Regions from separate parts of the Homo sapiens genome. Here region 2 is linked to region 1. A link is an interaction called in ENCODE POLR2A ChIA-PET data of the cell type or tissue named here. Cell type or tissue: K562. All regions are shown on one strand. Region 1 overlaps IGSF3 (immunoglobulin superfamily member 3). Region 2 has its middle 36 kb from the start of CD2.

Region 1 (5,000 bases):
TTGTAAAGCTTTTTAAAATACAACTGACCACTTTCCAGGCAGGGTAGAGTTAATATGCCTTAATCTTTGATTTAGGATCTTGCAGTGCCCCAGGCTCACCATTCTCTTCTGCTACTATAATTATAGATGCGGAAGACATACAGACTGGGCTGACGACTGCTTGGAAGCTAATTTCTAGAATAAACCCTTGCTACCACATCTTGTGATTTTTGCCCTTCTGAAGGTGGAGTTCAAAAATAAAAACAAAATCCCACTTAACTGAGGGTTCCAGTTGAGGGAGGTCTGCTGCCATGGTCTTTGTTAAGTGCCTGCCACCATGGCCCACAATTAGTCAGTTAATAAAGGGTTCTTGATGAGAGAATTTGGCAACATGTGATTTTCCACAAATATAAGCTTGATTTTGATGCAACCACTCATTTCTTTGAAAATCAGGGGGCATTCACACACAGGTGTTCTAGATTTCCTTAAAGTAAAAACCAACCCTTTACAAGGAATAGCTGTGTTCACTTTGAAGCAGTAAAGAAGCAGGTGTCCACTCATGGCAAATGAGGAACTCCCTTTTTTTTTTTGAGACGGGGTCTCGCTCTTTTTGTGTGTGTGTGAGATGGGGGCCACCCAGGCTAGAGTGCAGTAGTGCAATTACAGCTCACTGTAGCCTCAACCTTCTGGGCTCAACCAATTCTTCCCACCTCAACTTCTGAAGCAGCTGAGACTACAGGTGTGTACCACCATGCCCAGCTAATGTTTTTGATTTTTAGTAAGATGAGGTCTTGTTATATTGCCCAGGCTGGTTGGTCTCAAACTCCTGAGCTCAAGTGATCCTCCTGCCTCAGCCTCCCAAAGTGCTAGGATTATCGGCATGAGCCACCATGCCCGGCCAGAAGCTAAAAATATTAATCAAGGAGTCATAACTAAGGATGCACTGCACACCCAAAGCCAGGGACCACGAGAGGTCAGCAACTGGGACTGCTTCCTCCAGTTCCCAGGCTGGGGCTCAGCAGCAGTGGCCTGGGCTCTGGGGACTTACTTTAAGCCTAAATCCCAAACTCATTATAATTCAAACCAATTTTCTGTGTCCAGCATCATCCCACCTGAACTGGTCCTTAAAACCACTGACAGTCATTTCTCCAATCTGTAAAAGGCCTGCTGAGGCCTTTGCATTATCAGGACTTAATTGGGAGTAGAATGCCCTCCCCATCAAATCCTGACCATTTCTGAACACTCAGCCCATGTCCTCTTCCTGAGTGTCTTCCCCAGCAACAACCACCTACACTGAACTTTACTTCGATCTCTGCAGGAAACTGTAGATAGAGATGCGGTCTCACTATGTTGCCTAGCTGGTCTTGAACTGCTGAGCTCAAGTGATCTCCCTGCTTCTGCCTCCCAAAGTGCTAGGATTACAGCAGTGAGCCACCACACCTGGCCTATGTATGCTTTTCTTTTTTTTTTTTTTTTTTTTTTTGAGACAGAGTCTTGCTCTGTGGCCCAGTCTGCAGTGCAGTGGCGCAATCTCAGCTCATGGCAACCTCCAGGTTCAAGGGATTTTCCTGCCTCAGCCTTCCGAGGTGCTGGGATTACAGGCACACACCATCACGCCCAGCTAATTGGCCAGGCTGGTCTCAAACTCCTGACCTCAGGTGATCCACCCACCTTGGCCTCCCAAAGTGCTGGGATTACAGGCGTAAGCCACCATACCCGGCCACGTATGCATTTTAAAATGTTATGCTCAGATGGGGTCTATAGGCTTCACCAGACTGCCAAAAGGATCCATAACACAAAAAAGGTTAAGAAGCTCTATAATCAGACAAATGTGAATTCAAATTCAGATTCTGCCAAATTCCAGCTCTTTTCCTTTGAACATAATTGTTTTCAAGGGAAAAGTGTCATGAATTTCCTTATCTTGATCAAGGAAGCCAACACAGAAACAACACCTACCTTGTGAAACCATTCACTCATCAAAAAATTAACTGGGCCAGGTGTGGTAGCTCACGCCTGTAATTTCAGCATTTTGGGAGGCCAAGGCAGGCGGATCACGAGGTCAGGAGTTTGAGACCAGTGTGGCCAACATAGTGAAGGCCCATCTCTACTAAAAATACAAAAAAATTAGCCGGGTGTGGTGGTGTGTGCCTGTAATCCCAGCTACTCGGGAGGCTGAGGCAGGAGAATCGCGTGAACCCAGCAGGCGGAGGTTACGGTGAGCCAAGATCGTGCCACTGCACTCCAGCCTGAGCAACAGTGTGAGACTCCATCTCAAAAAAAATAAAATAACTGAACACCTGCTTACTTTGCATGGCACAAGGCTGAGTTCTGGGACTACAGTAATGAACATGACAGATGGTCTTCAAGAATTTTATACAGAAGGTCATGCTATGTAAAGTGTTTAGCACAGTGACTGGCACATAAGCACTCTATAAACACTTTAATACTCACTGATAAAACCACAAAATGTAGTGTTTAATTATATGCTGATTTAGGTTGCTTCCTATGAAACAAACGTTGGTTCATCTAACTCATGCCTTCCTAACAAGCCTTCTTAGAAGCCAGAGGCTCGGCTTCAGAGTCAAACGGAATAGCTTATTAGATGTAAGAACACAGGATTTGGAACCAAATGGTCCTGGCTTCAAAACCCTACTCTGCCACTTTTTAGCTTTGTGACTATGGCAGAGATGGGCAGCTGTCCCCCAAAATCTGTTCTCTCCTTTCCCTACAGTCATAGAATCCCAAGTTTTTCTCAGGACACATGGACCCTCAGGATAAGCATATTTTCCAGCCTTCTTTGCAGCTAAATATGGTCACATGACTAGGTTCTAGCCAATGAGAATGTTAGTGGAAGTGATGTATATAACTTCCAGGAAGTATCCTTACATTAAGAGGTCCTACCCTTCACTAGCCTTTTCTTCCTTCCTGATGGCTGCGGCTAGAAGAGTCATCTTGGACCATGAAGTCATCTTGGGAATAGAGAGCATGCACATGGAGCAAGACAGCAGGAGCTTGGAGCCCTAACACTGTCAGCAATCTATCTTAGGCAAGTGACTCTTTTTTTTTTTTTGAGACAGAGTTTTGCTCATTGCCCAGGCTGGAGTGCAACGGCGCGATCTCGGCTCACTGCAACCTCTGCCTCCTGGGTTCAAGCGATTCTCCTGCCTCAGCCTCCCGAGTAGCTGGGATTACAGGAATGTGCCACCATGCTCGGCTAATTTTTGTATTTTTAGTACAGACGGTGTTTCACCATGTTGGCCAGGCTGGTCTCAAACTCCTGACCTCAAGTGATCCACCCGCCTCAGCCTCCCAAAGTGCTGCGGTTACAAGCATGAGCCACCATGCCCAGCTTAGGCAAGTTACTTAACCTCCCTAAGCTTCAATCTCCCCATCTATAAAAATGTGATAATGCAAGGTATCTATCTTACAGGGTTGTTTTGAAGACTGATTGATATAGTTGGGTCACAGTAAGGGCTAGAGTTAGGAGAGCTGGTATTACTGCCATTATGGAAGTACCAGCAGTCTTGCTGCCATGAAAACCGTAGAAGATGGCAACATCTTAACACAGCCCTGGGTACCTGGAGGTAGCTCAATGATTCTCACAGCTGAAAGGCATCCTAGTAGGCCAAGTCCTCCTGACAAGAATTTCCTTCTCCTGCACCCTTGTCAAATGGTCCCCAGGAAAGGGAAGTGCACTACCTCTGGGACAACTATTAGGACAGTGGTGTTTGTTCATCCATAAATCACAATCCTCATCCCCTTCTTTCAGAACCCTTCTCCTGATTGCTCCAAACCATCTCACTTTTCTCTGCCTCCTCTTTCTCCTCTGCCTTTGATCACTCCAGCCCTGCCTCTGAGGTCACACCCATAGTACTTCAAAGTTTCTTTCAATCCCTTTCAGAAGCCTTTTCTAACTAACTGGGAAGTAAGAGATGGCTTCCTCAGCCTTACCGTATTCAAAGAAGAGACTTCCCAAACTCTACAAATGAACTTCTCTCCCTCTGGAGCAGAACACAAATGATCATTTGCCATCTACAGGTTCTCAGATGTCCCAATCTCCTACATTTTTCATTGCTAACACTTTTAAAGCTATTTAATCTTGTTTGCAACATCAGCACTGGTCTGGGAGGTATATAACTCTTCCTGGCTACACAAAATCAAAATGTGCTGTATGTGTCTAAAGCTTATATTCATCTTTCCTGAGAATTTCCTTCCTGTTCTTACAGACACAAATCCTATGCTCTCTTTCCCACATTGCTGTCATCTTCCCATGTCACTGTCACTCATGCAGGCTGCTCCCAGACAGAGGCACTTTTCCAGTCACCCTTCCCTTCCTACCACTGTACCAGCCTCTATTCTCTCTCTAATCTTCTGCCCCTCTGGCCACATCTATCCTCAAATAGAGACTTTACTACCCTCATGGTTCAACCAGAGCCAGGCTTAAATGGCTTTGTAATTGGAACCAAGGGTTGTGGTGGCAGAGCCATGCACTGCCACCACAACCCTTATTGGGTGAGGCACCTAGGGTTAGGACAGAAGGAAACAACACACAGAGGTCAAGGGGGTAGGTACAAAGACAAAGGGTAGGACAAAGACATAAGCAGGAATCAGTATCCCAACAGACAGAAAAGAGGAATCTGATTCCAATCCCAGACACTGGCAAAGGACAGGTGCAGAAAAGCACAGGTCTGTCATGTTGAGGGAGATGAAAGCGTCTCCGAGATTTACCCTGTATACCCCTCACATACTGTCCAGGGTTTTCTAACTAAAATTGCCATTTCTAGAGGCTGGTACCTGCATCGGTCTCACTTTCAGAGCACTTAGCCTTATCCAACTTTTTTAAACAAAATTTTATTCCAGGCATGTGACCTATATGGGCTTAAAACCTTGGGATTCTTCGCTGTTTTAAATTCATACTACACATTAATTCACATTATGCAGCAAGAATGCTGACACATGAACCAGACCACATCAGAAGACAAGCAGGAAATAAGACCCCAACATGGGTTTTGCTCCCTCCC
Region 2 (5,000 bases), 130 kb after region 1:
TAAGGTCACACCTCAAGGAGCTAGAGAAACAAGAACAAAACAAATCCAAACCCAGTAGAGGAAAAGTAATAATCTAGATCAGAGCAGAACTAAATGAAATTGAAACAAGAAATAATACAAAAGATCAATAGAACAAAATCTGGTTCTTTGAAATGATAAATAGAATTGATAGGCCGTTAGTGAGATTAACCAAGAAAAGAAGAGAGAAGATCCAAATAAGCTCAATTAGAAACAAAACAGGAGATATTACGACTGATACCACAGAAATACAAGATTATTCAAGGCTACTATGAACACTTTTACATGCATAAACTAGAAAACCTAGAGGAGATGGATAAATTCCTGGAAATATACAATCCTCCTAGATTAAATCAGGAAGAAATAGAAACTCTGAACAGACACAAGCAGTGAGATTGAAATGGTAATTAAAAAGTTACCAACAAAAAAAAGTCCAGGACCAGACCGGTTCATGGCTGAATTATATCAGACTTTCAAAGAATTGCTACCAAGCCTACTGACACTACTCCAAAAGATGGAGAAAGAGGGAGTCCTCTCTGAATCATCCTATGAAGCCACTATCACCCTAATATCAAAACCAGGAAAGGATATAACAAAAAAAGAAAACTACAGACCAATATCCCTGATGAACATAGATGCAAAAATTCTCAACTAAATACTAGCTAACCTAATCCAACAGCCTATCAAAAAGATGATCCACCATGATCAAGTGGGTTTCATACAGGGACACAGGGATGATTTAACATCCACAAGTCAATAAATGTAATATACCATATAAACAGAATTAAAACCAAAATTCACACAATAATCTCAATAGATGCAGAAAAAGCATTTGACAAAATCCAGCATCACTTTATGATTAAAACCCTCAGCAAAATCAGCATAGAAGGGATACACCTTAAGGTAATAAAAACCATCTATGACAGACCCACAGCCAACATTATACTGAATGGAGAAAAGTTGAAAGCATTTCCCCTGGGAACTGGAACAAGACAAGGATGCCCACATTTACCACTTCTATTCAACATAGTACTGGAAGTCCTAGCCAGAGCAATCAGACCAGAGAAAGAAATAAAGGGCATTCAAATTGTTAAAGAGGAAGTCAAACTGTTACTGTTTGATTGTGACATGATCGTATACCTAGAAAATTCTAAAGACTCATCCAAAAAGCTTCTAGAACTGGTGAATGAATTCAGTAAAGTTTCTGGATACAAAATTAATGTACACAACTCAGTAGCCCTGTTATACACCAACAGCGACCAAGCTGAAAGTCAAATCAAGTACTTAATCTCTTTTACAATAACTGAAGAAAAAAAAAATACTTAGGAATATACTTAACCAAGGAGGTAAAATACCTCTACAAGGAAAACTACAAAACAATGCTTAAAGAAATCATAGACCCAGCCGGGCTTGGTGGCTCATGGGCTGGGCGTGGTGGCTCACACCTGTAATCCCAGCACTTTGGGAGGCCGAGGCGGGCAGATCACGAGGTCAGGAGATCGAGACCCTCCTGGCTAACATGGTGAAACCCTGTTTCTGCTAAAAATACAAAAAATTAGCCGGGCGTGGTGGTGGGCGCCTGTAGTCCCAGCTACTCCAGAGGCTGAGGCAGGAGAATGGCATGAACCCGGGAGGCGGAGCTTGCAGTGAGCCGAGATCACGCCACTGCACTCCAGCCTGGGTGACAGAGCGAGACTCTGTCTCAAAAAAAAAAAAAAAAAAAAAGAAAAAGAAAGAAAAAAAGAAAATGGCCATACTGCCAAAAGCAATCTACAAATTCAATGCAATTCCCATCAAGATACCACCATCATTCTTTGCAGAACTAGAAAAAAAAATCCTAAAATTCATGACCCAAAAAAGACTCATAGCCAAAGCAAGACTAAGCAAAAAGAACAAATCTGGAGGCATTACATTACCCGACTTCAAACTATACTATGAGACCATAGTCACCAAAACAGCATGGCACTGGTATAAAAACAGACATATAGACCAATGGAACAGAATAGAGAACTCAGAAATAAAGCCAAATACTTACAGTCAACTGATCTTCAACAAAGGAAACAAAAACATAAAGTGAGAAAAAGACACCCTATTCAACAAATGATGCTGTGATAATTGGCTAGCCACATGTAGAAGAATGAAACTGGATCCTCATCTTTCATCTTATACAAAAATCAACTCAAGATGGACCAACGACTTAAATCTAAGACCTGAAACCATAAAAGTTCTAAAATGTAACGTTGGAAAAACTCTTCTAGATATTGGCTTAGGCAATGACTTCATGACCAAGAACCCAAAAGCAAACACAACAAAAACAAAGATAAACAGATGAGACTTAACTAAACTAAAAAGCTTCTGCACAGCAACAGAAATAATCAGCAGAGTAAAAAGACAATCCACAGAGTAGGAGAAAATCTTTGCAATCTATATATCCAACAAAGGACTAATATCCAGAATCTACAAGGAACTTAAACAAATCAGCAAGAAAAAAACAATCCCATCAAAAAGTGGGCTAAGGACATGAATAGACAATGCTCAAAAGAAGATATACAAATGGCCAACAAATACAAGAAAAAGTACTCAATATCACTAATTATCAGGGACATGCAAATCAAAACCACAATGCGATACCATCTCACTCCTGCAAGAATGGCCATAATAAAAAAATCCAAAAGTAATAGATGTTGGCATAGATGTAGTGAAAAGGGGACATTTTTACAATGTTGGTGGGAGTATAAACTAGTACAACCACTATTGAGAACAGTGTGGAGATTCCTTAAAGAACTAAAGGTAGAGCTACCATTTGATTCAGCAGTCCCACTCCTGAGTATCTGCTGAGAGGAAAATAAGTCATTATACAAAAAAGATACTTGCACACACATGTTTATAGCAGCATAATTTGCAATTGCAAAAATATGGAACCAGCCCAAATGCCCATCAATCAGCGAGTAGATATATGTATGCCATGGAATACTGCTCAGCCATGAAAAGGAATGAAATAATGGCATTTGTAGCAACCTGGATGGAATTGGAGACCATTATTCTAAGTAAAATAACTCAGGAATGGAAAACCAAACATTGTATGTTCTCGCTCATATGTGGGAGCTGAGCTGTGAGGACACAAAGGCACAGGAAAAATACAATGGACTTTGGGGACTCAGGGGAAAGCGTGGGAGGTGGGTGAGGGATAAAAGACTACACATTGGGTGCGGTGTACACTGCTTGGGTGATATGTGCACCAAATTCTCAGAAATCACCACTAAAGAATTTATTTATGTAACCAAATATTGCCTGTTTCCCAAAAACCTATAGAAATAAATAAATAAACAAAATAAACTGAAATTAAAAAAAAAATAGTACTAACATTAAGATTGGTGTGGTAGCTTATGCCTATAATCCCAACACTTTGGGAAGCCAGGCTAGGAGGATGACTTGAGCCCAGGAGTTCAAGACCAGCCTAGGCAACATAGTGAGACCTGGTGTCTACAAAAAATAAACAAATAAATAAATAAGCTGGGCATGGTGGTGCATCCATGCCTTTAGTCCCAGCTACTTGAGAGACTGAGGTGGTAAGACTACTTGAGCCTGGGAGGTTGAGGCTGTAGTGAGCCAAGATCATACTACTGTACTTCAGCCTGGATGACAGAGCAAGACTGTCTAAAAAAACAAAAACAAATACAAAAACAAAATAAATAAACAACAACAACAACAAAAAAATAAAACAGAGTACTAACATCAGCAATAGCCCAGTGCCACCAGAGTTACCTGAGGTAAGACTGTTACAGACCCAGTGAGTGTTCCAATGAATAAATGAACCCCACACCAATAAGTCCATTAGGAGAGGCAAACCTGGACAGGAAGAGACAAGGTGCCTGTGACCTAGATTGGTCACTGTGTCATCACCTGCCCTTGCAGAGCTGATAAAGGGATTCAGCTGTGACTGTTGGTTACACCATAAAAACACATTTCTCTAAGAAAGCAAGGAGGAGCAAAAGAACAGAAATTCCTGCTACTTAGGGACTAGTGCACTTGTCAGCAGTGTGTCATATCACTTACCTCTCAGGGGCAGGATTTTCTTAGAAGCTTTAGTTAGGGATGTGGAAGAAAATCTCCATCTATGCTTCACAAAGATCTGTGTCTCAGGACCAGGTCCAAGGAGAGCCCACTGGTGTGATTTCTGAGAGATTAGTAAATCCTGCTGCCCCCTAAGTGGCTCCATACCACTGGCTGATAACTGAAATTCCACTATTTATTTATTTATTATTATTATTATTATTTTTAGATGGAGTCTCGCTCTGCCACCCAGTCTGGAGTGCAGTGGCGCGATCTCGGCTCACTGTAACCTCTGCCTCCTGGGTTCAAGTGATTTTCCTGCCTCAGCCTCCTGAGTAGCTGGCATTATAGGCGCACACCACCACATCTGGCTAATTTTTGTATTTTTAGTAGAGATGGGGTTTCACCGTGTTAGCCAGGAAGGTCTCGATCTCGTGACCTCCTGAACTGCCCACCTCAGCCTCCCAAAGTGCTGGGATTACAGGCATGAGCTACTGTGCCTGGCCTGAAATTCCACTATTTTTTTTTTTTTTTTGAGACAGAGTCTTGCTCTGTCACCCAGGCTGGAGTGCAGTGGCGCGATCTTGACTCACTGCAAGCTCCGCTTCCCAGGTTCACGCCATTCTCCTGCCTCAGCCTCCCGAGTAGCTGGGACTACAGGTGCCCGCCACAACACCAGGCTAATTTTTTTTTTTTTTTTTGTATTTTTAGTAGAGATGGGGTTTCACCGTGTTAGCAAGGATGGTCTCGATATCCTGACCTCATGATCCGCCTGCCTCGGCCTCCCAAAGTGCTGAGGCGTGAGCCACCGCGCCCAGCCGAAATGCCACTATTAAAGCTTCATGTTGCGTTGGATGCCGTGGCTCATGCCTGTAATCCCAGCACTTTGGGAGACTGAGGAGGGCAGATCACTTGAGTCCAGGAGTTCA

The links. Peaks named below come from ENCODE experiments on the same cell type or tissue, not always from the same donor. Only the 100,000 strongest peaks of a DNase experiment are listed, where the experiment ranks them.
Region 2: POLR2A ChIA-PET joins it to region 1 with 5 read pairs; 2 of 35 experiments call an interaction of 5 or more read pairs at or near these places.

The regions. Positions count from the first base shown.
Region 1 is chr1:116,659,041-116,664,040 of GRCh38, forward strand. All of the region lies in intron 2 of IGSF3 (immunoglobulin superfamily member 3), which reads right to left. Among named protein-coding and RNA genes, the nearest start is that of IGSF3, 6.2 kb to the right of the region's middle. In K562, no CTCF peak of the experiment used is centred here; a DNase peak (open chromatin) is centred at 2,801.
Region 2 is chr1:116,788,007-116,793,006 of GRCh38, forward strand. No RefSeq gene overlaps it. Among named protein-coding and RNA genes, the nearest start is that of CD2, 36 kb to the left of the region's middle. In K562, no CTCF peak of the experiment used is centred here; no DNase peak of the experiment used is centred here.